Regions from separate parts of the Mus musculus genome. Here regions 1, 2, 3 and 4 are each linked to region 5. The links are chromatin loops, found by intact Hi-C in ENCODE. Cell type or tissue: heart. All regions are shown on one strand. Region 1 has its middle 5.8 kb from the start of Sfpq. Region 2 holds the start of Zmym6 (zinc finger, MYM-type 6). Region 3 holds the start of Ncdn (neurochondrin). Region 4 holds the start of Sfpq (splicing factor proline/glutamine rich (polypyrimidine tract binding protein associated)). Region 5 holds the start of Zmym4 (zinc finger, MYM-type 4).

What was found. Peaks named below come from ENCODE experiments on the same cell type or tissue, not always from the same donor. Only the 100,000 strongest peaks of a DNase experiment are listed, where the experiment ranks them.
Region 1: a loop joins it to region 5, with 3.0 times the contacts of the local background. A loop is called at or near these places in 10 of 42 quality-filtered maps.
Region 2: a loop joins it to region 5, with 5 times the contacts of the local background. A loop is called at or near these places in 4 of 42 quality-filtered maps.
Region 3: a loop joins it to region 5, with 1.9 times the contacts of the local background. A loop is called at or near these places in 2 of 42 quality-filtered maps.
Region 4: it touches region 5 in a loop (2.9-fold over the local background); 9 of 42 quality-filtered maps call a loop at or near these places.

The regions. Positions count from the first base shown.
Region 1 is chr4:127,013,050-127,018,049 of GRCm38, reverse strand. No RefSeq gene overlaps it. Among named protein-coding and RNA genes, the nearest start is that of Sfpq, 5.8 kb to the left of the region's middle. In heart, a CTCF peak has its summit at 2,239; a DNase peak (open chromatin) is centred at 2,259; H3K4me3 peaks cover 405 bases.
Region 2 is chr4:127,075,019-127,080,018 of GRCm38, reverse strand. Zmym6 (zinc finger, MYM-type 6) reads right to left here and starts at 2,636. Exons shown (of 14, transcript NM_001285885.1): 1 at 1,473-2,636. The coding sequence starts at 1,562. In heart, a CTCF peak has its summit at 2,544; a DNase peak (open chromatin) is centred at 2,728; H3K4me3 peaks cover 1,766 bases; H3K27ac peaks cover 1,394 bases.
Region 3 is chr4:126,751,724-126,756,723 of GRCm38, reverse strand. It overlaps Ncdn (neurochondrin), which reads left to right and starts at 3,295. Exons shown (of 7, transcript NM_011986.4): 1 at 3,295-3,753; 2 at 4,643-4,783. The coding sequence starts at 3,721. AU040320 (expressed sequence AU040320) reads right to left here and starts at 2,954. Exons shown (of 21, transcript NM_133886.2): 1 at 2,729-2,954. In heart, a CTCF peak has its summit at 2,737; DNase peaks (open chromatin) are centred at 3,233, 4,243 and 4,643; H3K4me3 peaks cover 3,230 bases; H3K27ac peaks cover 2,932 bases.
Region 4 is chr4:127,020,060-127,025,059 of GRCm38, reverse strand. It overlaps Sfpq (splicing factor proline/glutamine rich (polypyrimidine tract binding protein associated)), which reads right to left and starts at 3,759. Exons shown (of 10, transcript NM_023603.3): 1 at 2,840-3,759; 2 at 2,056-2,244; 3 at 1,492-1,793; 4 at 1,291-1,386. The coding sequence starts at 3,643. In heart, CTCF peaks have their summits at 2,766 and 2,965; DNase peaks (open chromatin) are centred at 2,689 and 3,819; H3K4me3 peaks cover 4,510 bases; H3K27ac peaks cover 2,684 bases.
Region 5 is chr4:126,965,288-126,970,287 of GRCm38, reverse strand. It overlaps Zmym4 (zinc finger, MYM-type 4), which reads left to right and starts at 2,061. Exons shown (of 30, transcript NM_001114399.2): 1 at 2,061-2,472. The coding sequence starts at 2,434. In heart, no CTCF peak of the experiment used is centred here; a DNase peak (open chromatin) is centred at 2,047; H3K4me3 peaks cover 2,163 bases; H3K27ac peaks cover 1,655 bases.

The DNA.
Region 1 (5,000 bases), 48 kb before region 5:
ATCCAGTGAAACTGTGTCTGAAAAACAAAAGACAAAAAAAACAAAACAAAACAAAACAACAAAAACCAAAAAGCCCAGCATGGTGGCTCACACCTTTGCTCCCAGCTTTTGGGAGTGGATGCAAGAAGATGGGAAGTTTAAGGTCATACTCAGGTACATAATGTGCTCAAGAGCAAGCTGGGCTATCTGAGATCCCCTCTCAAAAACTAAAAATCTGTATTCTATAGAATCAAAACCATTTGGATTAGATTATGCCGGCCCCTTAGGTCTCACCAAGGCTGGGTGACTCTGCAGAATAAGAGACAAAGTCATTGGAAAGCAGATTAGACCTGGCTTCATTCAACATTACTACCAGCTGTTGGGTATTGGTGCGTTTCCATTAAGCCCTGCCTTATGAGAGAAGAAAGGCAGTGGGTACAGTGACGTTTTAGAGATGTCTAGCCTTGTATTCCAGAAGCACAGCGTCAGAGACTAGGACCACCAGCCTGTAAGGATGGTAAGGACAGTTGCTGCAGCAGCAGGATCACGGGCCCTCTCAGTCCCATCGAGGCACCCAAACAGTTTGTGGGTTTTTAGCAGCCAAGCCTGCCCTGTACTACGTTAGATAACTTCCTCCCTTGAGACGCTCAGGATTTTCCGCCTCCCTGCTTTTCCTGCTACTGCCCCACTCCTCCAGACGTTCCAAATATTGTACACGAACATGCGGCACCAAAGGAAGAGTGGACACAGCAGTGTGTCGTAGCCGCCAGCCTCGGGCCTTGGCCTCCCAAGGCATGTCACCAACTTGTATTTAGTTTTGTTTTGGTTTGGTTTTTTGTTTTGTTTTGTTTGTTTTGTTTGGTTTTTGGTTTTTCGAGACAGGGTTTCTCTGTATAGCCCTGGCTGTCCTGGAACTCACTTTGTAGACCAGGCTGGCCTCGAACTCAGAAATCTGCCTGGCTCTGCCTCCTGAGTGAAGGAACTAAAGGTGTGCGCCACCACGCCCAGCTGGTTGTATTTAGTTCTTACAATAATCGCTCACATTAACAGTTTAGAAACAGCGCTAAAATGTGTACATACCATGAGGGCAGTATCCCTGTGTGTGTGTGTGTGTGTGTGTGTGTGTGTGTGTGTGTGTGTGTGTGTGTGTGTGTTTGTGTTTGTGTGTCCGTGCGCACGCACGTGCGTATTCTCCCACATGTGTATGTTTAATTATATACTTGTATACATGTGTGCATGCGCCACAGAATGCTTACGGAGGTCAGGGACAACTCGTGGGAGTCAATTCTCTTCTTCCACCACATGGGTTCTGGGGAAACTAACCAACCGCACTGGGTCAGACTTCATAGCAAGCACCCCAATTATTTTGTTTTTAAAACAAAAGTTTCACTCTGCCACCCAGGTTGGCCTTTAATCCTTGGCAATCCTTTCTGCCTCGGTCTCTTGAGTGCTAGGATTATGGGTCTGAGCCAATTGTACCCACTCTGAACTTCTCTTAACCAGCACAGCACAGGGCCCCGTGGTAACACCCTCAGAATGTACTGGAAGGAGTGAGTCCATTGACTTTGTTTTTTGAACCATTGAAGAATATCTCAAGATATCAATTATTAACTTCAGATATTAAACACAGCTCAAGCTGGAGTGTGGTGGCAAACGTCTTTAATCCCAGCACTCAGGAGGCAGGTAAGATAGAGGCCAGCCTGGTCTATAGAGCAAGTTGCAGGACAGCTGGGCAACACAGAGAAATCCTGTCTCAAAAAACAATAAATAAGTAAATAAATATATGACTCAGTTTTGAAATGTGTAGTAAATTAATGAGTTTGAGTGGCATATAGAACAATTTTCACCTTGTAGCAAACGCAGGTGATCTTACCATTCAAACGTTGTAATTACAATACATGAAAGTTATAATTATCCTCTGGTTTGAGTTTTATGAGGCCTAAAAGGATAGGAAGGGATATAATATGCCTGATGGAACACAATTTTGCTTCCTAATAAATATTAACTAACTGAATTTGCATCTTCAACTGAGCCCGCAGGGCTTGTGAGACCATCGCATCGGTCCGCGCATGTCAATTTAACTTTGCAGGTCTCTCAGCCTTCCTCAGGCCTTTCAGATGTATCGCCATGCGTCTCTGAAGTTTCATTCTTTCCTGAGATTACTTTGTTTGGGAACAAAAACGGGCACCTAACGTTCCAACTTCACCATGTTGCACTACTGGTCAGGAAGTGAGTCCAACAGGGGGCCCAACTAGCAAACTGTAACGGTGCAGTGAAGATCCTCACCACTAGGTGTCTCAGCGGCCGTATGACTTTCTCCATCCCCTTGGCGGGTCAGCTAGCTGTGCACACTCCATTACTCCATTGTCATTGAGACTCTGTTATTCGTCGCGTTCTCACGACCGGCCAGGAAGAACACCACAGACCAGAATCTTCTGCGGCAAAGCTTTATTGCTTACATCTTATGGGGCCAGAGTGTAAGAAGCAAGAGAGAGCAAGAAGCAAGAGAGCGAGAAAAACGAAACCCCTTTCCTCTTTAAAGAGAACAACAATTGCCTAGGACGCATCACTCCCTGATTGGCTGCAGCCCATGGCCGAGCTGACGTTCACGGGAAAAACAGAGTACAAGTAGTCGTAAATACCCTTGGCTCATGCGCAGATTATTTGTTTACCAACTTAGAACACAGGATGTCAGCGCCATCTTGTGACGGCGAATGTGGGGGCGGCTTCCCACAGTTCCCCCTTTTCTATTAATAAGAGCAAATAGGCCACCCATATTAATGAGAGTGGAGATAGAGGTCAAATCCCCAGTGTGTAGGTAAAGGAACCATGTACAGGATTAGCTCTTAGGCTCACAGGCTTTTACCCAGAGCAACCCTGACCTGCTCCCGTGTCGTTTTGCCTGGGGGAAGGGAACTAGGACACTGAACCTTCATGAAAGATGACATGTCTCCCTAGAATAGGCTCATATGTGCCGCAGAGCCCTTCTACTGCAGTGCTTAGCCTTGCAACTCTCTCGGGCTGCTGAAGCACACTCACTCTATCTCGTGCAATGAGACTAGCCTCGTGAGATATAAGAGCTGAGTGGCCAGCGACCTATTGCCTAAGCATAGATATATCAGGGGAAGCTCCATGTTCTAGTCCTGCAAGCGCCTGGGCAATAACCACCTTGTCTCTCCTAGTTTGGGCCTTAAGCTTACAGACCAATCAAAGAAGCAACACTAATCCACAGCAAAGTGTATCTCCAAATAATATTAATCCCACCCAATTTTTTAAAGAAAGAAAATGCTGAGGAGATCCAATTGGGTAATCTTTTGGTCAGCGACAGGTCCAAGCGCGTGGAGTTGACCTGAAGTCTCAATTCTCGAAGGATCTATTCAAATTCAGCCATCCAATTCTGTAACATATACTGAAAAAGACTTTTTGACAAATTAGCTGTCCTAGTAAATTTAACATACTGAATGGAAATAACACACAATCCCGGAAACTTTTGTTCACATCCCTGCTGAGTTATTTGTCATAATACATCTAGTTGTATCTGGACAAGATCTATGAGTTGATTAACCAGCATGAGACCTCTCTGTATCTTGACATTAGCTGAGGCCTGTTCATCTATGACTGTAGTCACTGAGGCTGACAAAGTGTTAATGGTGTCAGTCATCTGGACCTGTCCAGACAGAACCAAGGCTGTCTGAATTAAGGCCAAACCCAGTTCCCAGTTAGTGGTAAAAAAAAAACAGGAGAATACTTGAGCATTATACATCACCGTCATTGGGAGTGGAAATGTCGACATTATCCCCCAACGCTGCTCTCTCTTTATTATTGACGCCCTGGACATCACCAAGACGAGGGACATTAGTATTCCCTTGGTCAGTCTGGATTTTTCGGGTGAGTCTTTCTGGTACCCAAAATGGGTTGTCTTCATTCTGTGGGAAAACACAGATAGCTCCCCTGGATCTTATCAAGATAGGATCCGGGCCATACCATTTATTATCAAGGACATTTTTCCATTTAACCATCTCATTGGGCCTATCTGGCTCTGAACAATGACGTTCAGCCGCAGTATGGCCATGAGCATCAATATTTAAAAAATTGAGTGTAAAGAGTGCCAAAGACACCGACACTCTTGGTGCTCGGGGTACAGTCTCCTCAAAAGTTCCCCTCTTCTGTTTTATAAGATAGGCTTTGAGGGTGCGATGCGCACGCTCAACAATACCCTGTCCTTGAGGGTTGTATGGAAGTCCAGTCAGGTGGGTTACGTCCATCTGACGGCAGAACTGTTGGAATTTTTGAGACGTATAAGCTGGTCCATTATCAGTCTTAAGGAGTCTGGGTTTCCCCCAAGCACTCCATGCCTCAAGACAATGTTGAATCACATGTGAGGCTTTTTCTCCAGTTAACGGAGAAGCAAACATGATGCCAGAACATGTGTCAATGGACACATGGAGATATTGAAGTTTTCCAAAGGAAGAAACATGTGTAACATCCATTTGCCAGACCTGTAGAGGTCGAATACCGCGTGGGTTAATTCCCACATGAGGAACTGGCAAGAACTCACAGCAGCTTTGACATTGAGTAACAATGTCACGGGCTTCTTTTCTTGTCAAGGAGAAACGACTGCGTAATGTTTCAGCCGTCACATGAAAATTGTTATGAAAATTTCTTGCAGCCTCTACCGGGGATGATAGGGCAGCAGCCACCACTTTAGTGGCCTTATCTGCCAAATCATTTCCCAGAGCCATGGGGCCAGGTAGGCCTGAATGGGCTCTAACATGAGTAATATAAACAGGAGATCTTCTAGATAACAAAACTAATTGTATCTGCTGAAAAATATTGGCAACTCTACTGGAAGGCTTAATCACTCCAGCCACTTCTAAAAGATTTACTGCATTAACCACATAATAGGAATCTGACACAATATTAAGGGGTTTTAAAAAGGTTTTTAAAACTTCTAAGACCACTAAACATTCTACCACTTGAGGTGAATTTTCATTATATTGTTTGGATACCACTTTACCATT
Region 2 (5,000 bases), 110 kb before region 5:
GTTAAAGAAAAAAATTATTGCCAAAATAAATGACTCTCTACTCCACAGATTATTTTTGTTTCTAATCTATCTTTAGGGAATAGCCAGAATGATCTTTCCAGATTGTTCTGTTTCATATTACTGTCCCTGCAATGAAAACTTGGCATGGAGGCCCACACCAGTAATTTCAGCACTTGAGAAGCAAAGGCAAGAGGATCAGAAGTTTAAGGTCACCCTGAGCTACTCAGTAAATCTAAGGACAGCCTGGGTTACATGAGACTGTCTCAAAACACACTAACCCTATAATGTCCATTGCTCTTAAAATCAAAATCAAAATTCGTAAGTTTCTGATCTGCTGAATCTTCTTGACTCAAGCTACATATGGAAGGGCATGTTTTCTGAAATCTTACTATCTACGTTTGAACCCTATCTAATGTTTACTAACTGATCCATACACATGCTTAGCTTTTTTGAGTTCTGGCATCCTCATGTGTAAAATAATAGTATCAGAGATGTGAGCGAGATAATGGCACACTCTCAGGCATGCAATGATATTAATAATCACATTAATGCCACATTCTACTATACGATACATATTACACATTACACCATCTATTAGTGTCCCTAATCATCATTACCATTTCTATATTTTTTAAAGACTTATTTATGTACTTGAGTACAGTGCTGCTCACTTCAGACACACCAGAAGAGGGCTTCAGATCCCATTAAAGATGGTTGTCATCCACCATGTCGATTTACTGTAGAGGATTGAACTCAGGACCTCTGGAAGAGAAGCCAGTGCTCTTAACCACTGAGCCATCTCTCCAGCCACTATATTTGTTTCTTTAACAAAAACAAATATCACACTTACCATGACCTTTTCTCATCTAAAGCACTAAAAACCTGATTAACGCACTGTCTAAGCCCTTTTCATCTTGCTTTAAGAGAAAACCACGCAGCAGGGTCATTTAGAAGGAAAGGAAATTTTCTCATAGCTCTGGAGGTTGTGAATTCCAAGACAAGGGGGCTGCATTTAGTCAAGTCTTCTAGTCACATTACAATGTAGCAAAGGGTAGGAGAGTGCCCAAGAAAGAACAAGACAGCAAGCAAAATGCCCAACTGGCTTTTAAAACCAAGCCACTCCTGGTAATGACAGAGCCTGTACTTGGATCTTTACCTCTCAGGGTCACCCTCCAGCAATCACGCTGAAGCAGGAGTAAGTTTCCAATGAATAAAGTTTGGAGGCTCCATTCATTTTGGACTAGCACTGACAATTGCGCACTCACAGCACTGGGAATATACTCTACTACTTAATCGTATATCCCCCAGCCTCCATAGGACTCACCTAACGCATGAAAAAAATTAATCAGTTGGGTTGTATCAACGTATAAACCAGCAACCATTGAGTACCATTCATTTCCAATTCTCCGGAATAATACCAATTCTAACGCTAATAATTTTTAGTATTTTGAAAGTCAAAAGAAAATGCTTACATGAGCATCATCAGGTTCTTCTTTAATTCTGTCCAGAAGCCCTTGTTGTGCCATTGCTTTGTCACATCCACCATCCAAAGGTTCTTTCATTCTAAGTGCTTATGCCGAGTTCTTATCCCATCTAAAACTAAGATGACGCCTAAAACATAATATAAAGGATTGGTACTTGGGTTTTGTTTTCCTTCATACTAACATGTTAATAGCTTCAGGATCGAGCATTTGAGCAACACCCTTCTGGGACTAGGACTAACTGTTCTTTTTGCTCCTGGATTAGCTACCTTCCAATGAGAAAAGTCTTAGACAAGCACTATGGTCTTCACTATATTGGAGGTTGTTGCGATACAGACTGGCTGAACACGCCACAGGAGGACCCTAGCAAGTGGACAGCTGGACTCAGTACTTAATTTCTGATTGTGTGGACACTGACATGTGACTCATGTCTGCTCCAAGTGAGGCCTCACCTTTGCCTCTACCTCAGCCTGCACTAACAATAAGAACCGATTTCTCATCCTAAAGCCACTTCAGAGCCTCAGACGTCATCACAACTAGAACGCTAGGTTCCCATTTAGAGGTGGGCCAACTGGTCATTCTGGAGGCAACTCCCCCTAACGTCTTCCTATAAACCAGTGATTCTCAACATTCATAAACTCGGTTAATGTGGCGACCCCCAACTATAAAATTATTTCGTGGCTCCGTCATAACTGTAATTTTGCTAATTGCGAATTGTAATGTAAATATTTGATATGCGACCCTGTGAGGGTTGAGAATGGCTGCTAGAAACCCCTGTCTGGGCTCTCTTCAGATTCCCAAACGGTAGTACAAATGTAAGCCAAGCTATAAAGGAAACCCTCGCAAAAGGCCTGTCATCAATTCCAGCCAGCCATAGAAACAACAGGTTTTTTAAAACCCTGTTGCGAAGCCGGGTCGAGAACTTTCCACCACTTGCCACAGTTGTAACACTCTACAGGCGCGTATCCCTCCTCTGAATGTCGCAAGCTCTCCGGCGTTCCCGTTCGCAACCAGAATTCCCCAGCCTGTCCCCCAAAGGCCAGAGGAGGAACTCAGTCTCCAACGGAGCGCGCGAGCCGCCAACTGCAGCGAGCCTGAGGATGCTACGGCACCACCGCGGCGCAGCCCGCCGCCGGTCACGTGATGAGCTGCCACTCCGCCCCCGCCAGAAGGGGACGGTCCTGTCACGTGAGGTTACCCAGAACTTCCTGCGGCGCCTAGTCACGTGGAGGGCCACGCCCCGTTTGGGCACGTGGTACGTTGCCCCCTCACAAGCCCACAGGCCTGAGCGGCTTTCTCTAGCCCGGTAGGACACCCGCCTCCAATGAGACGCCAGTCGGAGAATGCACAAAAGCATTCAAGGTCTCAGGTGGGGACCATGACAAATTACTTTACTGGAATCGCCTGAGGAATGGCAACGCAACGCCTTGACAACTGCGCGTGCGCACTCCTATTTATGCGCTAGACCTGAGGTAATTGGACGTTCCCGGCCTTCATTCCCGCCCTCTATTCCCATCATGCCCTAGACCTAGCCGTCCCAGCATTCTCACTTCCGATATGATTGACTTCTTAAAGAGACAGGGCTGTGGAAAAAAAAAACTGGAGGGCTGTAGAGTTGGCCCAGTGGTTAAGAGCACTGACTGCTCTTCCAGAGGTCCTGAGTTCAATTCCCAGCAACCACATGGTGGCTCACAACCATCTGTAATGGAATCCAATACCCTCATCTGGTGTGTCTAAAGACAGCTACAGTGTACTCATATACATAAAATAAATAAAATCTTTAAAAAAAGAAAAGAAAAAGCTGGAAGGAGAAATGGAGGAATGTCAAAGCTCAGAAGTGTTAGATGGAGCTGTATATGCCCTTCTCCATTTTTTAATGTGCATCACAGTTGAGGAACATAGGAGAAAGATGACTAGCGCTCAACCATCTTTCTCTTTTTTGGCCTATAGTCAGGACAAAGTCTCATAGCTCAATAAACCAAGAAAATCCCTCACAGACAAACTCAGATACCTGTCCCCAAGTTGATTCTAAATCCCATCAATTTAATAAGATTAATCATCACATGTGAACCTGAACCCCACTGGAGCTGGACTCCAGCACTTAAGGGGCAAAGATCTAAAATGAGAGAAGGCTGAGCACGAAAGATACTAAAGGGCATGGGAACAGGAGGATTCTGATTTGAGGAGAAGGGTCAACCAAAACAAAATTGTGTGAAAACACCAGAGGAAATCTACCCATACATGGTATTATAAATTATAATCAAATATTAGAGACAGTACACATAGTTTCTATTTAAAATGTATGTTTTTGTTTTCTATTATTTGATAATTTTATGCATGCATATGTGCTTTGATCAAATCCCTTCCCCTGTCCCCTGCCATTCACTCTGCCTTTTCAAACCCACTTGGTCCACTTAGTGATGTCTGCATGTGCATGGGCTTATCTTCTGCAGCATGGGTGTCATCTCATGTCCCATATCCCTGAAGAAAATGGACTAAATATCAAAGCGTTATTGCCGGGCATGGTGGTGCAAGCCTTTAATCCCAGCACTTGGGAGGCAGAGGCAGGCAAATTTCTGAGTTCGAGGCCAGCCTGGTCTACAGAATGAGTTCCAGGTCAGCCAGGGCTACACAGAGAAACCCTGCCTTGAAAAACCAAGTATATATATATATATGTGTGTGTGTGTGTGTGTGTGTGTGTGTGTGTATAATGTTACTAAATTCATGTTTTAAAAATATCTTCTCTGTATGATTGATGAGGTTTGGTTTTTTTTTTTTTTTTTTTTTTTTTTTTTTTTTGGTTTTTCGAGACAGGGTTTCTCTGTATAGCCCTGGCTGTCCTGGAACTCACTTTGTAGACCAGGCTGGCCTCGAACTCAGAAATCCACCTGCCTCTGCCTCTGCCTCCCGAGTGCTGGGATTAAAGGCATGCGCCACCACACCCGGGTTTTGGTTTGGTTTTTTGAGACATGGTTATACTGTGTAGCCCTGCTGTCCTAGAACTCACTCTGTAGTCAGTTGGCATTCACCTGCCTTTACCTCTCAAGTGCTGGGAATAAAGACATGTATCATCACGGCCTGACTGATTGAGTTTTTCTAAAATAAAACATTTGCTTTAAAACCGGTTCAAATTTTTAAACCTCTGAACTGAGGTGGTGAGTGCCTGCAATCTCAGCACTCAGAAGACAGCAGGGCTATCCTTAGCTAAATAACAAGTCTGAAGGCAGCTTGAACTACATGAAATGCTATGATGAAAAAAATCCATGAGTCTTCAGTTTTCTACCTACAGAAAGAAGCTGGCAAAGACTAGTAGAGGAGCTAGAGAGATGGCTCAGCAATTAAGAGCATTTATTCTTGCAGAAGACCTGGGATCTGTTACCAGGACCAACATGGCAGCTTTCAAGCACCTGTAACTCCCGTTTCTGGGGACACAGTGCCCTCTTCTGACATCTGAGGGCAACAGACACACACATGGTACACAGATAAACTTGCAGACAGAAGATTCATAAACTTAAAATT
Region 3 (5,000 bases), 210 kb after region 5:
ATCAGCGTAACAACAGAGCAAGGATATATAAAGTGAATCTGCTGTTAAAGTGATTTTTGTATCCCATTGTTGTCTAAGCTAACGTCTGTGAGAGAACGGGAAAGAGCACCAACCTGGGAAGGCAGGTCTGATTTCCCCCTTCAGCTTCTACTAACTGCTCTGTGATTTTGACCAAAGTACTTCGTTATCTATGAAGAGGTTGGACTTCCTCTAACTAATTCTGATTATACTGCCCAGCCTTGCAGTATAGTTTTTCAAGGTGATTCTCTTTAGGCACAGCAAGCGCGTTGCCCTGTTTGCTCCCACCCCCACCATCCCTATCTTACAAATCTACCCAGGTCACACTTTCACATCAATTTACACTTTTACATTATCTGCCTGATCCAAGTCATTTGCAATTCCTGTCTTAAGTACTTGTATACTTCTCCCCATATGTTTGACTTAGGCACTGTGCTGGCTACTCTGTAATCTAGTGGCTGTAGGATGGAGGGGAGAAGAAAGAGGAACGATATATATATATATCAAGATGAGTTGTTGACAGGGTTCTAAGAAACAATTCAAAAATCTGTTGACTAGGCATGGTATCTCGTACCTGAAGTCCTAGCTACTTGGAAGGCTAAGGTAGAACTGTTTAAATCCAGGACTTCAAGGTCAGCCTAGAGAATATAATGAGACACTGTCTCAAAAAAAAAAAAAAAAAAATCTTGTGCTGGCAGTGGTGATGCATAACTCTAACCCCAGCACTGGGGAGGCAGAGACAGGCAGATCTCTGTGAGTTCAAGGCCCGCCTGGTCTACAGTTTCAGAACAGCTGGGGCTACAGAAAAACCCTGCCTCCAAACAAACACAATTAGAAATCTTCTGATGAAAGAAATGATAAATACGAAGCTGTCACCCACAGCTGGTAAATAGCACAGACTGGCAACCCTAACCCTCACTTCCAGCCAGCATACAAAAAGACCAGCATTGTCTGGAATGGATTTCAATGCCAATGCCAAGAAATGAAGAGGCAAACATAAAACTCCAAATTGAGGTAATGCCTTTCTCTGAGCCATAGGCACCGAATGGACTCTTATCTCTCTCACTCTCTTCTACCCTTTCCTAGTCTAGTTTTCCCGTAATTGTACATTAGGGCACATGGGTCAGAAAAGAGGTGTGTAGGCCACAAACACATTGAAAAGATCATGAGGTGTAGCCTAAGAAGCTATACTCGGAAACTTCGCTAGCCTCCCAGGATGGAGCTGAGAGAGTGTATGTGTGTGTGTTCGTGAGTGTGTTCTCGTTTCTGCCTACCACAAAAGGATTTAAAACTAAAGGTGACTCAACACCTGTCATCAATATCTTGGCACGTGGGTGGGAAAAGCAAAAAAGAAAGGAGAAGGCTTTGAAAACAGGAGTAATAAATACCATTGGACTAGCAAACTGGTTACAAGTGCATGGGAGAGGCAGAGCTAATCTCATTTGCACTCCTAGCCATTTACTCGGCTCAAACCTACAATTGCCTATGGGCACAAATCACTGCTAGGGTCCAGTTAAAGGCTTGCTGACCAGAGGCAGGAACGACAAAACACTGCTAAGACCCAAAATGTTTGTTATCAAATCAAAGGGTAGCAACCCAGGGAGAGAACACACACACCCCCACAATACTCGACAAATGAAAATCTAGAAAAGCTCCCGGTAGTTCTGGCATTTAGGGCGTTACAAGTACACCCGAAATAAAAGCACGCTGTTGCAGCAGCTGTTCAGATACAGCAGGGGGTAATGTTTACTTAATACTTCAGGTTGATGGGGAATGTATCATAGTTCAGTCTGTCAGCTACATACGTGGAACTCCATTTATATACACAGCGATAAGATATGTTTGAATAACGACAGAGCCGGTCTATTCAACGGGTGTGAGTAATCAAGAATAAAGCTTTAAGAAAGAAAGAAAGAAAGAAAGAAAGAAAAAAGTCCTAGATGTTTGAGAAAGTTACAGAACAGACTGCATGAATAGCTTTGCTTATATTTGCAAACACTGTTTTCCAAATAGCTGGAAAAATGAACAGATTGTTCTAGGAGGTCGTCTTTCCAATTTGTTCCTAGTTTCCAGTCTGTTAATCACAAGATAGCACAAGGAGAGTCAGCTAAGGAGCTTTAACAGCTTCTATTGTCAGTTGGGCACAACCACCGTGAGATGAGACCAGGCAAAGCATTCCTGGAACCCCGCCTGAGGTCTTCTACTTTGACTTCCTTCAGTTCGCTTTTTGTGCTCACTGCAGCCACCGCAGGACCCTCTAAGGGGCATAATTGTCAAAATTCTCAAGGAGGAAGGTTTTCGCCAACGAGCCCAGCCCCGCCCCCTTTATTCTGTATCAACTTTTTTTTTTCCCTTTTCTTTTCTTTTAATCTCGATGGGAAGATCATCAAACACCAGAGACAGCAACTCGGGACGAGGCTGCAGAGGTCGAGAGTATCATAAGGACCGCAGTGCCTCAGCCTGGTCTGCCCATATGTCAGGGAATAGAGGGAGCTGCCTGACCAGGCCTGAGTCCCAAAGCGGAGGGGTTCAGATTGGGACTCTGGCACCTGCAAGGCTAGAAGCAGCAGATTTGTCCTGTCCCAGCCAGGAGCGCCATCTCCGGGTCCCAACGCCGGACCAGCGTACCCGAGGCATCGCCCGTCCCGCCTCTGCCCCTCCCCTGAGCTCCTGGTCCTCGGCCTGGCAGTCAGCCGCCCCGGCCACCTACCGGGGCTCAGGGCCACATAGAGGGGTGCCGGCTCTCGGCGGCCTCCGCCTCCTCCCGATCCATGGGCTCGGGGACCCCCAACCTTCTCTCCCCTCACGCAGAGGAGGAAGAAGGAAGTGCTGGCTCCCCACCCGGACAGCTCCCTCTTGCCTCAGCCTCCCTGGACAGCGACCGCGGCCGGAAACGCCGCCTCCTTCCCACCTCCCGGGGCTCAACCCGGAAACATACTCTTCACGCTGAGCCAGTCCTCCTGCCCCCACCCTCCGGAAGCGCAATTCCAGCCGCGAGCCCAAAAGTGGGAGGAGGGGCGGCGCTGAGGGGAGAGCTACGCACAAGCGAGGACGTCCGGGCCCTCAGCCTTTGGCCGCGAGCCCTTGCGGGGCGGCCCGCACCTTTCCTCCTTAGCTCGAGCACTCAGGCCCCAGACTCGGGCAATTGCCCACAAGCAAGATGGCCGCACCGGAGGCGCCCCCCTACTGCTTAGCGCCCTGCTGTGCCATTGGTCAGAGTGCGGAGTGAGCCCAGCGCCGATTGGTCGAGAGCGATGCGGGGGTGGGGGTGGAGCTGTAGCAGCCTGGAGCCAAGAGTGGGCAACGCGGCGTGAGCAGCAGCCCCAGGCTCCCGGAGCATCGCGCCCGGAGAAAGACTTCGCCGCTCGGGGCCGCAGCCTGGTGAGCTCAGCCCCCTTCAAGCCCTCCCCTGCATCTCAGCCGGAGCCTCTCCGAACCGGCGCTGATCGATGCCGAGACTCCCCAGGGACCCTATCGCGACTCCATCGTGCCATATCTCGACATCACCGTACCCTGTCGAGACTCCATTTTGTCACAACCCCTTTCAGTATTTATCTATCTACCTATATATTTTTTTAAATTTGCCCTATCATATTTGGGGGCTGTCCCCTTCATGTCGTGATTTCGCTGTGATCTCTCCGTGACATCACCGCGCCATCGTGAAGTGTGATCTCATCGCTGCCCTGTCGTTCGACTTCATCAATGTCGTGTTGTGACCTGGCTGCGGCGGGACAGGTGGTGACCGCCAGGATCCCTTCTCCCCTTCTCATCTCTCCATCACTGCAGCCCCGCTTCGATTATCCGGCTTTTGGATTCTGTTATCCTGAGAGCCACCCGACCCCTCTTTCCTTCTCCAGCCAGTGCCGGCACCCACAGGCTGTTAGCGGGACGGACAGGGAGAGTACAGGGAGCACAAGGGGTTAATGTTGCTGCTGCTGCAGCAGCAGCTGCAGCTCCTGCTCTTGCAGCCTCTGCAGCCTCTGCAGCCTCTGCCCGAGGGAGGGAAAGAAGAGAAGGCAAGGAGGCTGCGGGGGCGATTAAGAGCCCTGGCTGGAGGGGTGGGTCCACAGGGGAGTCTTCAAAGCCTTCTCTGGAGAGCTTGCCTTCTCACTCCTGCTGAAGCCAGTCTACTTTCTCTGAAGAAGGGAGGGGAAAGGAACCCTAGAATGTCCTTTTCTTCCTTGTCGGCGTGAGTCCGGATAATCGAACTTGACCCGTGTCTGTCTGCATTCCTCCCTGTCTGTCCTCACCGCTCACTCCTCGTGTGCCTCCTGGAGAGAGATAAAACCCGGTGTCTGGTGCCAGGGGCTGCTGAGCAGTTGGGCCAGCTCCTTCCCACTTCTAGACTGGTGAGGAAAGCTGTCCAGCTGAGCAGCGGCATGCATGGTCCTCATATCCCACTTTTCTGGAGGTGACCTTGGACCAGGGTCCCTTCTTCATCCTAAAGAATTTGTAGGTCCAGCCTCTTAAAGGGGCTCCCCCAAGGGAGGTCAGTCATGAGGAAGCCACCCTTCCAAATCCACCCCCCCTCCCTCTGTGCTAATCCCTCCCTACATCCTCCACTTCCACCCCCGCCCCCGCCCCTCCTCTGCAGAGGGATGCTCAGTCCCTCTTGTGTTCACAGTTGGGCAAGGCGGGCATCATGGCCTCGGATTGTGAGCCAGCTCTGAACCAGGCAGAGAGCCGAAACCCCACCCTGGAGCGCTACCTGGGAGCCCTCCGTGAGGCCAAGAATGACAGCGAGCAGTTTGCAGCCCTGCTGCTAGTAAGGACCTGGAAGGTGGGAGGGCTGGTCAGGAGGGCCCCCAAAGAATGGGGTCAGCAAGTCTCCAGGGGTATCTAAGTGGTATTGGCAACCCGGAGGTACCAAAAAAGGCCTGAGACCTCTACCTTTGTACTCTGTTCTCTTGAGAATGGGGGAAGGGGAGAAGAGGGGTGAATAAGACTGTGGCATGGGACCACGGAGGAGGCTGCCTGGATTT
Region 4 (5,000 bases), 55 kb before region 5:
TACAACCATCTATAATGGAATCTGATGCCCTCTTCTGGTGTGTCTGAAGACAGCTACAGTGCATTCATATAAATAATAAATAACAAATAAAACTTAAAAAACTAGCAGGGCGCATGGTGGCACACGCCTTCGGATTTCTGAGTTTGAGGCCAGCCTGGTCTACAGAGTGAGTTCCAGGACAGCCAGGGCTATACAGAGAAACCCTGTCTCAAAACAAAAACAAAAACACACACACACACACAAAAACCACTTAAAAAAATAAATTGACATTGCTTAAAGAAAGGTCTGTCAACATTTCTTTACCTTTCACCCCACCCCAACCCTTTGCTTAAGCCTAATACCATCTTCTTTAAAATCCCTCACCCATTTTGAGATAAGGTCTCACCATGTAGCCCTGGAACTAGCCTCCTAGACAAATGTATTAACTCTAGAAATAGTAAGTTATGATATATAAAACAAAGCAAAAAGCCAGGAATGCATGGTGATGTATTTCTAGTCCGGTCTGGTCTACAGAGACCATGTGTCTAAAACTAAAGTTAGAGGGAAAAGCCCCCCCCCCCCAGGGCACACAGTGGTGGCACATGCCTTTAATTCCAGCACTGGGGAGGCAGAGGCCACCTACCTGGTCTATAGTTCTAGAATAGCCAGAACTAGGCAAAGAAACCCTGTGGGGGGTGGGGGTAGGATAGGGATAAATGAGCACAAAGAAAATGACAGAAGTAGGAAATGTAGGAAAGAGACACCATCTTCCCCCCTTTTCTATAGCAAATTCTTTATCCAGGCTCATTTTCCCCACCAATAACAAGTAGCTCTCATTTAACTTTAGCATTATCTGGATCATATGTGAATGTACTTTTTATCCAACAGCTTCAAGTTATGCCAGATATGGTGGCAACATCCTTATTATTTCCAGCATTCTGGGAAGCAGACAAAGGTGGGAACTTTAAAAAGCAAGTTCCAGGACAACCAGGGGGTTACAGAGAATCCTTGTTCTCAAAAAAGAAAAAATAAATAAGAAAATAGATGAGACAGAGATGTGTATTAAGCATATTCAAGAAACACTGTAAAATGTATTCATAACACTGGCATGATGGCTCACACCTATAATCCTGGCACTTGTGTGACAGAAGTCAGGAGACTGTCAAGAGTTTTAGTCAGCCTAGACAACAGAAAAATTCTAGACCAACCAGCCAAAACCCAGACTAAAAAGTTTCTAATGTTCTAAAAAGTTCTAAGCAAAATTAGAAATCACTAACTTCTCTTTTAGAGCACCAAAAAGCTTAGTCTTACTTTTGATACATTGGATTCTTCTGGGCCAGCTTTTCAGGAAGACCATCTTCGTCATCTAACTGTTCAAGTGGTTCCACAATGACTGGGCGAGGAGTCCTAGTAACAGAAATTATTCCTCATCTTAACTTCCAATTTTATTTCGACTATCCCTCAAAATTATTAAAAAAAAAAAAAAGAAAGCATGAACTAAAGACAACTTACGTTGTCAGTAGGAAAACACCTTCACTGCATCTTTCAAATGCTTTTCTTGCTGCTGGCTTGGAAGCAAACTCAACAATGCCTTTCCCTGTAGATCTTCCGCGATCATCCACAATTACAACAGCCCTTTCAATAGGACCAAACTGGCTAAAGGCCTCTTCCAAAAGTTCGTTGGAAACATAAGGAGAGAGATTTCGAACAGACAGGGCTGCAGCGTGTGTGGCAAATCGAACCCGAAGCTGTCTACCTCTCATGGGAGTATCATCAAGCTCAGCTTTGGCGATTTCAGCCAAGGCTCTAGATTCCTGCAAATATCAGAAATACTTTTAACAACTTCCAAACTGGCTAGTGCTCAATTTTTTAATAACCCTTCCCACTTCTACCGCTTAAGAGCTTTCTTCAAGCCTCCTCCCAACACCCCGAGGGCTAAAGGTCTGTCTTTGAGGTCCTGCCCCAATGCACACTATTCTGATTTCTATTGATGAAAAAAACTTAAAGGCTCGTTAATTCTTCCCATTTAAAAGCATGCCTAAAAACTTTCACAAAAGGGAAAAAAATTACACTCACAAGCTTAATGAACCCGAACCCTTTGCCTTTGTTGATAAAAACTTCTCCGGGTTCTCCGTATTTAGCAAACAGTCTTTTGAATTCATCCTCTGTGATATCAGCAGGTAGATTCCCCACAAACAACCGACAGCGCTGTGTGTAAGTTTTTTCTCCAGGCCTCCGCAAGAGAGACAAGTTGGCTTTAAATCCCTAATAAAGAAATCGGACGGAATTCATACACCAAAGCAGGAAAAGTCTAGTGGTCCCAAAGTAGGCCATCGTGCATTCGTTAACGATCTCCCTTTTTTCCCATGAGGGCTAGCAGGTTGAACCATATTTGGGGATCCAACAGGATCACTAACTCTAATCCATATGAAGCAGAGTATACAAAATGCTTTGAAACACATCGCCTCTTTATCAGCAAACGCCAATCAATACACCTCTGACGTCAACAAATAGCTCTAAATGCAGACTAGGAAGACAGCACCAAGTTGCCCTGTTTTCTCCCAAACAGAGGCCTCCGACGTGCACTAGTTGGGTCCCAAGGGACCGGACCGCTAGCCTCTAGCGGATTACCGCCAAGACGTGAGGATGCCCTCCCGCTGGAAGCCAATCCCTAGCGGCCTCCACAGCCCGCCGCGCGTCCGCCCCGCCTGCGCAAGCATGCGCAGGAGCGCTTCCGGCAGGGGACAAAATGGAGGCCCTCTAGGCTGCGGGCGGGGGGGAAGAGGAAAAAAAAACGCCGAGGGTAGGCAGGCGCCGCCATCTTAGGGAAACGGACGGCTTTGCTCGAGAACCCGCTCACCTCCGAGTCGGAGATCTTCTCCTCCGTGCGCGGTCCCGGTCCGCCGGGAGGGGGCCCCTGGTGGTGCTGCTGGTGGTAGGGCGCATGATGCTGCCGGCCCCCACGGGGCTCGCCGCCACCTCGGTGTGGTGGCTTCGGGTGGCCACCAGGAGCGCCCATGCCCGGGCCACCTCCAGGCTTAGGCCCACCGGGCATCTTGCCGCCTTTTGGACCGCCAGGGCCTGGCCCCGGCTTAGGCCCCGGCCCGGCGCCCCCGGCGGGCGGTGGCGGAGGGCCGCCGGTCTGTGGAGGGGTGGTCGAGACTCCGCTGCTCGGCGTCGATGGGGGAGGCGGTCCGGGGGCGGTGGAGGGGACGGCGGGCGGCGGAGTCGGGGTTGGACCAGGGCCCGGAGGGGCGCCGGTGGTCGGGGGGTTGGCGGGCGGAGCCGAGACCGCCGGCGGAGGCGCACTGCTCACCCCCGGCGCCGAGCCGGGGCCTTGGGGGACGACGGGCTTGGATTCCTGCGGCGGAGGCGGGGGCTGTTGATGGGGCGGCTGGTGCGGCGGCGGCTGCTGGTGCGGCGGCGGCTGCTGCGGCGGAGGCTGCTGCGGCGGCGGCTGCTGCTGCTGCTGGTGAGGAGGTGGAGGCGGGAGCGGCGGCTTCGGGCCGCCAGGGCCCGGGCCCATGGGGCCGCGGTTCTGGTTGAGGCCCATGCCCGGCGGCGGAGAGCGGAAGTCGTGAAGGCCGCCGCGGCCGCCACCTCCTCCACGCCGGTGAAAGCCTCCACCGCCGCCACCGCGACTCCGGAACCGATCCCGAGACATAGCTGTAGTCAAGGGGCGGTCGAGGCAGAAGCGGAGAAGTCGCTCAGGGAACGTGGTTGCCACCTTGCTGAGCACAAAATGGCGGACGACACAAGCTGCGCGCCGCCTTTGTCCTCTTCTTAAATAGGACAGTTCGGCCTGGCCCGCCTTCCCTAGATTGACAGCTCGGACAGCCAATAGCAAGTACAGTACTTGATGATGAAACCTAAGTTTTTCCAATTGGCTCCCTAGTGAGAGGCGGGAGGTAGGGAGGGCTGGGATTTCCATTTGACCAATAAACGGATAAGAAAGTGTCTATACGCCTTTGTGATTTGTTGGAAGAAATTTGAATGGGCATGCCCTGCAACTTTCGCGTGAAATTAAATATCCAGGGCCCTATCAGCTCCTGATAGCGCTGAAAGGCTATTTTCTTTCCTCTTATGAGTAGTCCGCTATTCTTGGCTAACATCTTCGCTGGGTTCAAGGTTATAAATTGAACTTGTGCTGTCTCTTATTCCTACGCCAATGAAGTTAGAGTCAATTTCACAGAGTTTAATCTCAACGGTTTTACTTTTATTGAAACCCTATCAAAGGCTAGCAGATTGGCAAACACGTGAGCCCAAAATTTGGGAGGAGGAGGCACTAGTAATCAGGACTGCAAGTTTATCTTTACATTATCAATTACATTGAGTTCAAAACCAGCTTGGGCTACATGAAACGTAATAAAATAAAAATAATAAAATAAAATAGAAGCCCCGGTTGTTTTGGCATATGCCTTTAATCCTAGCACTCTGGAAGCAGAAAGGACTCCAAGTTCAAAGCCAGCCTGGGCTGCATAGTAAATTCCAGGACAGCCAGGACTGCACAAAGAAACCCTGCCTCCAAAAAAATTAATGAATAAATAAAAGTAAAGATTTAAGAAAAAGGAAGCCGGGTGTGAGTTCCAGGACAGCCAGGGCTATACAGAGAAACCCTGTCTTGAAAAACCAAAAAAAAAAAAAAAAAAAAAAAAAAAAGGGAAAAAAAAAAACATTATTTCATAGCAACACGTTTGTTGTAATACTATAAAATTTGCCATTAGGTTTGAGTGAATGCAGTCTTTGTCCAAGAGGGAAAAGTATGGAGAGAGCTGAGGACACAGCCTTTGGGGTTCTGGCTTGTGTGACATGCAGAAGACTCACTTTATTCTCCAGCAGAAGGGTAAATGAGGTAGATGTGACTCCATGTGTGTGTACAGTAACAATTTACAAGCACAAATCATGGGAGAGGAAATTGTTTTTGATTTTGTTCAAGACGGGGTTACTCTGCATAGCCCTGGCTGTCCTAGAACTACTTCTGTAGACCAGACTGGCCTCAAACTCAGCCCTCCACCTGCCTC
Region 5 (5,000 bases):
TCTCATTGGGAGAATGCTTTCTTAGCATTGTGAGGGAGGTCCCTAGCACTGCAGAAGAAAATATAGTGTAGTCGAACTAAACAATGCACTTAAACCATTAAAAAAAAAAAAAGCCTGGCATTTTTCTAATGATAGGAGGATGCATGAGTAGAAGAAGAGAGGACATGGCTGAAGCTGGGGTCCCCACTTTCAGTTGAATATCAGAAGTTTCACTTTTCCTGATTTTTTAAAAAAGATTTATTTATTATATGTAAGTAAGTACACTGTAGCTGTCTTCAGACACTAGAAGAGGGCATCAGATCCCATTACAGATGGTTATGAGCCACCATGTGGTTGCTGGGAATCGAATTCAGGGCCTCTGGAAGCGCAGTAAGTGCTCTTAGCCGCTGAGCCGTCTCTCCAGCCCCTGATTTTTTTCCCCTTTTCTTACTTTAGACAATCTATGCAGACCAGGCTGGTATCTATTTTCAACTGTTCCCTTCAGAAGTTCCACTTTTAAGCTGTTGGATTTTATTAGAAGGGAGTAGTCTACAGCCCATAAAAAGGTGGAAACCATCCAGTCTTATATTTAACTACAATCCCTGAAAACATATTTTCTTAACCTTTCTATTTGTTTTTTGCTTTGGACATGTAAGGAAAGAGTCTAGGATATGAAAAAAAAAACATTATCTGGCAGAAGTGAACATGTTTCTTTTTGTTCTACCCATAAGTGAAACAAAAGATAACAGGCCCAAGGGAGAATCAAGGACCAGCATGGAAACTTTCAGCCATTTCAGTGTTCAGCCAATGTTCCTGGGTTCAAAGAGCTACTGACTTACACACAGAAGTACAGCTGTAGAGCAACTTTCACCCTGTGAGCAGAGGAGCTCTGGGTCCCCTTGTATTGCCATGGAGAATAACAACTCTTCAGAGACTTAAACATTTTTTTTAATTAGTTCTTTGGGGATTTCCTAGTATACCAGCAGTCCAAGCACTTGGTCAAGGCAGGAAGACCAGCAGTTTCAGGCCACTCTGGGTTACATAGCAACCTAGCTCCAACCAACCCAACTCCAACCAATCCAACTCCAACCAACCCAACTCCAACCAACCTAAACTAATTTCCTTGTATTTTTTACTATATGTCTGTCTGTTGTGCCTATGTCTTCATTAAGAATCCAAGAGGGGACTTCAGCTCTCATTATCTTTGGCTTCGTTGTGCTTCAGGGAAGATAGTGCCTACCCTTGGATTTCCTGCCTTGACAGTTCAAGCTCCTATTCTTTAAGTCAGACCCTCAAATTCCTTCAGTGGAGGCAAATGATGGCACACAGCAGTTGCAGGTCATCACCATGAAACTTCTCAGGAGAGCAGCCATGTTCTTGAACTATCAAGACTCTTGACATTTTATGTTCTTTTGCCTTGACGACAGTTTTGTGTGTTCAGAATCCTGGAGGAATGCAATTCCAGACTGTGTTCTAGCTCCTCACCAGCCACTCGATATCTTGAGGTAAATTAATTTATTTCAAATGACCATACTGGCAATGTTAACTTTGAAAGCAATGGAGTAGATGGTTTCTAAGATCCTTTTTCATTTTAGTATTCTAATGGCAAGCAGGTATTGAGGAAATTGTCTTCAGTTATTGGTTCTGCCTTCAACACTACCAGTGGATCTGGTTTTAAGGTTGGAAGTTGTTCCTTGAGAGTCGACGCCCTTTACTTGACAAGCTGTTGGTTTCTCCTTCAGATAACAGTCTTGTTTTCTTCTTGGTTGGGATTCTTCATGTTCATAGGGTCACTGAGAACTTTGGCTCATCAGGGTTCTCTCCTTTTGGCAATATCTCTGTAGTCAGGTGTAGGGTGGTGATGTGAACCCCTCACTGACATTTCACCAGATAGTCCTTCCATTAAGATCTTTCATTCTGACATCATCCCTTCGTCATGGTCCCTTTAAGGGAGCGGCCATAGTTGAGTGGTGGGAGCAGCTGCTGGCAGCAAAGAGACTAACAGGATTAGGCCTAGCCTGGGCCACTCACCGCGCACGCTCAGGACCGGGGGCTTGGTGGGAAAGGGAGGAGGGGCTTGTGGCGCGCCTGCGCATCAGGGGCGCGCGCAAGGGGCTGGTTTGGAGATCCCTTTAAGAAAACCACTGGCGGAGGAATTTCTCTGAGAGAAAATAATCCTCCTCACGGGGCCCCTTGGAGGCCATTAACCCCCCGAGTCCCGGCCCCCCTGCCCCGGCAGGCCCTTGCGCCCACGCGCCCGCCCGTGGGACCCCAGGAGCTGCGGCTAAGCGCGCGGGCCTCCGCCCCCCTCGTCACTCCCGCGCCAGGCCCGGCGGGGGCCGAGGGGGACCGAACCGCAGCGGGTGAAGCGCCGGTGTCTGCAGTGTGGGCGGGGGCCGAGAGGGGCCGCGGCCGCCGCGCCGGGAGCCGCCGCGGTTCCGAGCGGGGCCCAACATGGCGGAGCGGGAGGTGGAGACCGGCCCCCGAAAGAGGGTAGGTGAGGTGAGGCCGCGGGCCGTCTGCGGGCTGCGGGCTGCGGGCAGGCGGGCGGGCGGGCGGGCGGGGGGCGGGGCGCGGCCGGCCCCGAGCAGCCCGGAGCTCACGGGTGGCGCGGTGGTCGACGGCCGGAGGGAGGGGCGGCCCGAGGCGGCACCGGGGTCCCCTCGGCAGGTGGGACAAAGCTCGGTGGCCGGCGGGGAGGGGGAGGGGCGGGGGCCGTGGTCCGCTTGGCTCCCCTCCCTTTGCCGGCGTGTGGGTGGTGGTGCGTATTCGGGGGGGGGGGGAGCCTGGGAGACGCAAGGTGTCAGACTCCGCTTCTGCATCCTCGAGGAAAAGGGAGTCTATGGAAGTTTCTCTGGGGAGAGGTCAGGTGGGGGTAGAGGTGGCGGGAAGAAGTCGTGGAGGATTGGTCGTTTCCTGAGGAGTAACCGGGAGGGTGCTGCGGGAACCCCGGAGCCAATTCATCTTCCTGCCTCCACTCCCCTCCCCCTTGACCGTTATCAAGCCCCAAAGTGGACATGGTGCTCTCTTCACCTTAGAAGAAGTGGGGTTGTCGTCTTGAAGTTGGGGGAATGTGTTCTGATAGCCACGGATGTGTTATAGTCTAGCATTCTTTACCTGCAGTTAGTAACGTGGAAGAGTGACAAGTTTTGTCCTTAGGATGTACCCAGCCAGCCTTGCCTGCCCTAGGTAAAGCCTTGTCTACACAGGAGTTGTAAGCCGTTTAAAAGTTTGTCTTGAAACTTTTTTTATTTTTAATTTAGTTGTGATTCATTTTCTTCAGATGGAGAACAATACTATCCACTGAGTAATGTTTTTCAAGGCTTTTTTTTTAAACTTCCCCTCACCCAGCATGTTAAGCATCAAGTTTGTTAAGTTTCCTATCAGGAGTTTTCCTTTTGGAAATGGTCTCCAAATGATGAGTTAGTTGTTAAACCAAGCTGCTTAAAACATGAATCTTAACCAAAAATGCTTTTTCATTCAGCATAAATGTCTATTCAAAGATGCATACTGTTAACATCCTGAGTGCTGACTGTGTGCCTGACATTGCACGAAGTGCTTTGTGAAGAGTTCAACCTCACAGTAACTATGCAGCCCATTTGTGGCTGAAATGTAGATTTATTTCCTATCTTACATAATTAAGTTTGCAAAGTCCAGAGTTTTGATCCGAGATTTGAAAACAGGTTTGCAAATGCTTGTGTTGGTTGCATTTAAGGTTTTTTTTTTTTTTTAATTCTTCTAGTCCTGTCATTGGATCCTGGGCCTTAACATCTGATAGACAAGCCTATACCACTGAGGTAGACTCCTAGCCTGAGGAGTTTCTCTTTTTAAAAATGTAAATGATGTTTCTAACAGGTCATTAGAAAACTTTATAACCATCAATAAAAGTAAAAATACAGTTTAGATTCAGGGTGCTACTGCATTCCCAAACCCCTAGATTCTACTATTGACAGTTTTCCCAGATTCTTGTTTACCAAACCTAGTTATTTCATCAAGCCATCTCTTTACCCAGTCATTCATTAGTCTTTTTTTTTTTTTTAAGATTTATTTATTTATTATATGTAAGTATACTGTAGCTGTCTTCAGACACTCCAGGAGAAGGAGTCAGATCTCTTTACAGATGGTTGTGAGCCACCATGTGGTTGCTGGGATTTGAACTCTGGACCTTCGGAAGAGGAGTCGGGTGCTCTTACCCACTGAGCCATCTCACCAGCCCCCATTAGTCTTTTAAGTACACTGCATTTTAGCATTTTTAATAATTAAAATGTAATGTTGGTTGTCTTAGGTTTGCAAAATGTTGGGCTCTCTTCATATATTTATCATTGAACAGGTTAAGCTGTATTAATATAATGTATGTTCAAACAGGTCATTTACAATAAGTACTGATATAGAATGCATATGTTTTGAAATTCTGAATTGTTTTCTAATTTCTGATTAGTAGTAAACTATCTTCATTATCTTGAGTGAATGCATGTGATATGTGTGGTCTACTAATTTAACTATAAAGGATAGATTATAGTGTAAATTCAGAGATATGCAGTTACTAGTGATATCATTTGCTTTATAGAGTATCTTAGGAAAATTAGACTGTTTAAGTATATTCTTTCTCATGTATGTAAATATTACATTTAGCAGGTGGAAAAGGGATTGCAGGGAATTTTTTTTTTTTGAGACAGGGTTTCTCTGTATAGCTCTGGCTGTCCTGGAACTCACTCTGTAGACTAGGCTGGCCTCGAACTCAGAAATCCGCTTGCTTCTGCCTCCCAAATGCTGGGATTAAAGGCGTGTCCCACCACTGCCCAGCTAGTACAGTTTTCTTTTTCTTTTTTCTTAAAAATTTTTTTTTTTTTTTTTTTTTGAAACTGTCTCATGTAGCCCAGGCTGGCCTTGAAATAGCTTTGTATCCACGGTTTACCTTGAACTCCTGACTCCTGCTTCCACTTTTTTTTTTTTAATGTTTATTTATTTATTATATGTAACTACACTGTAGTGTATCTTCAGACACTCCAGAAGAGAGCATC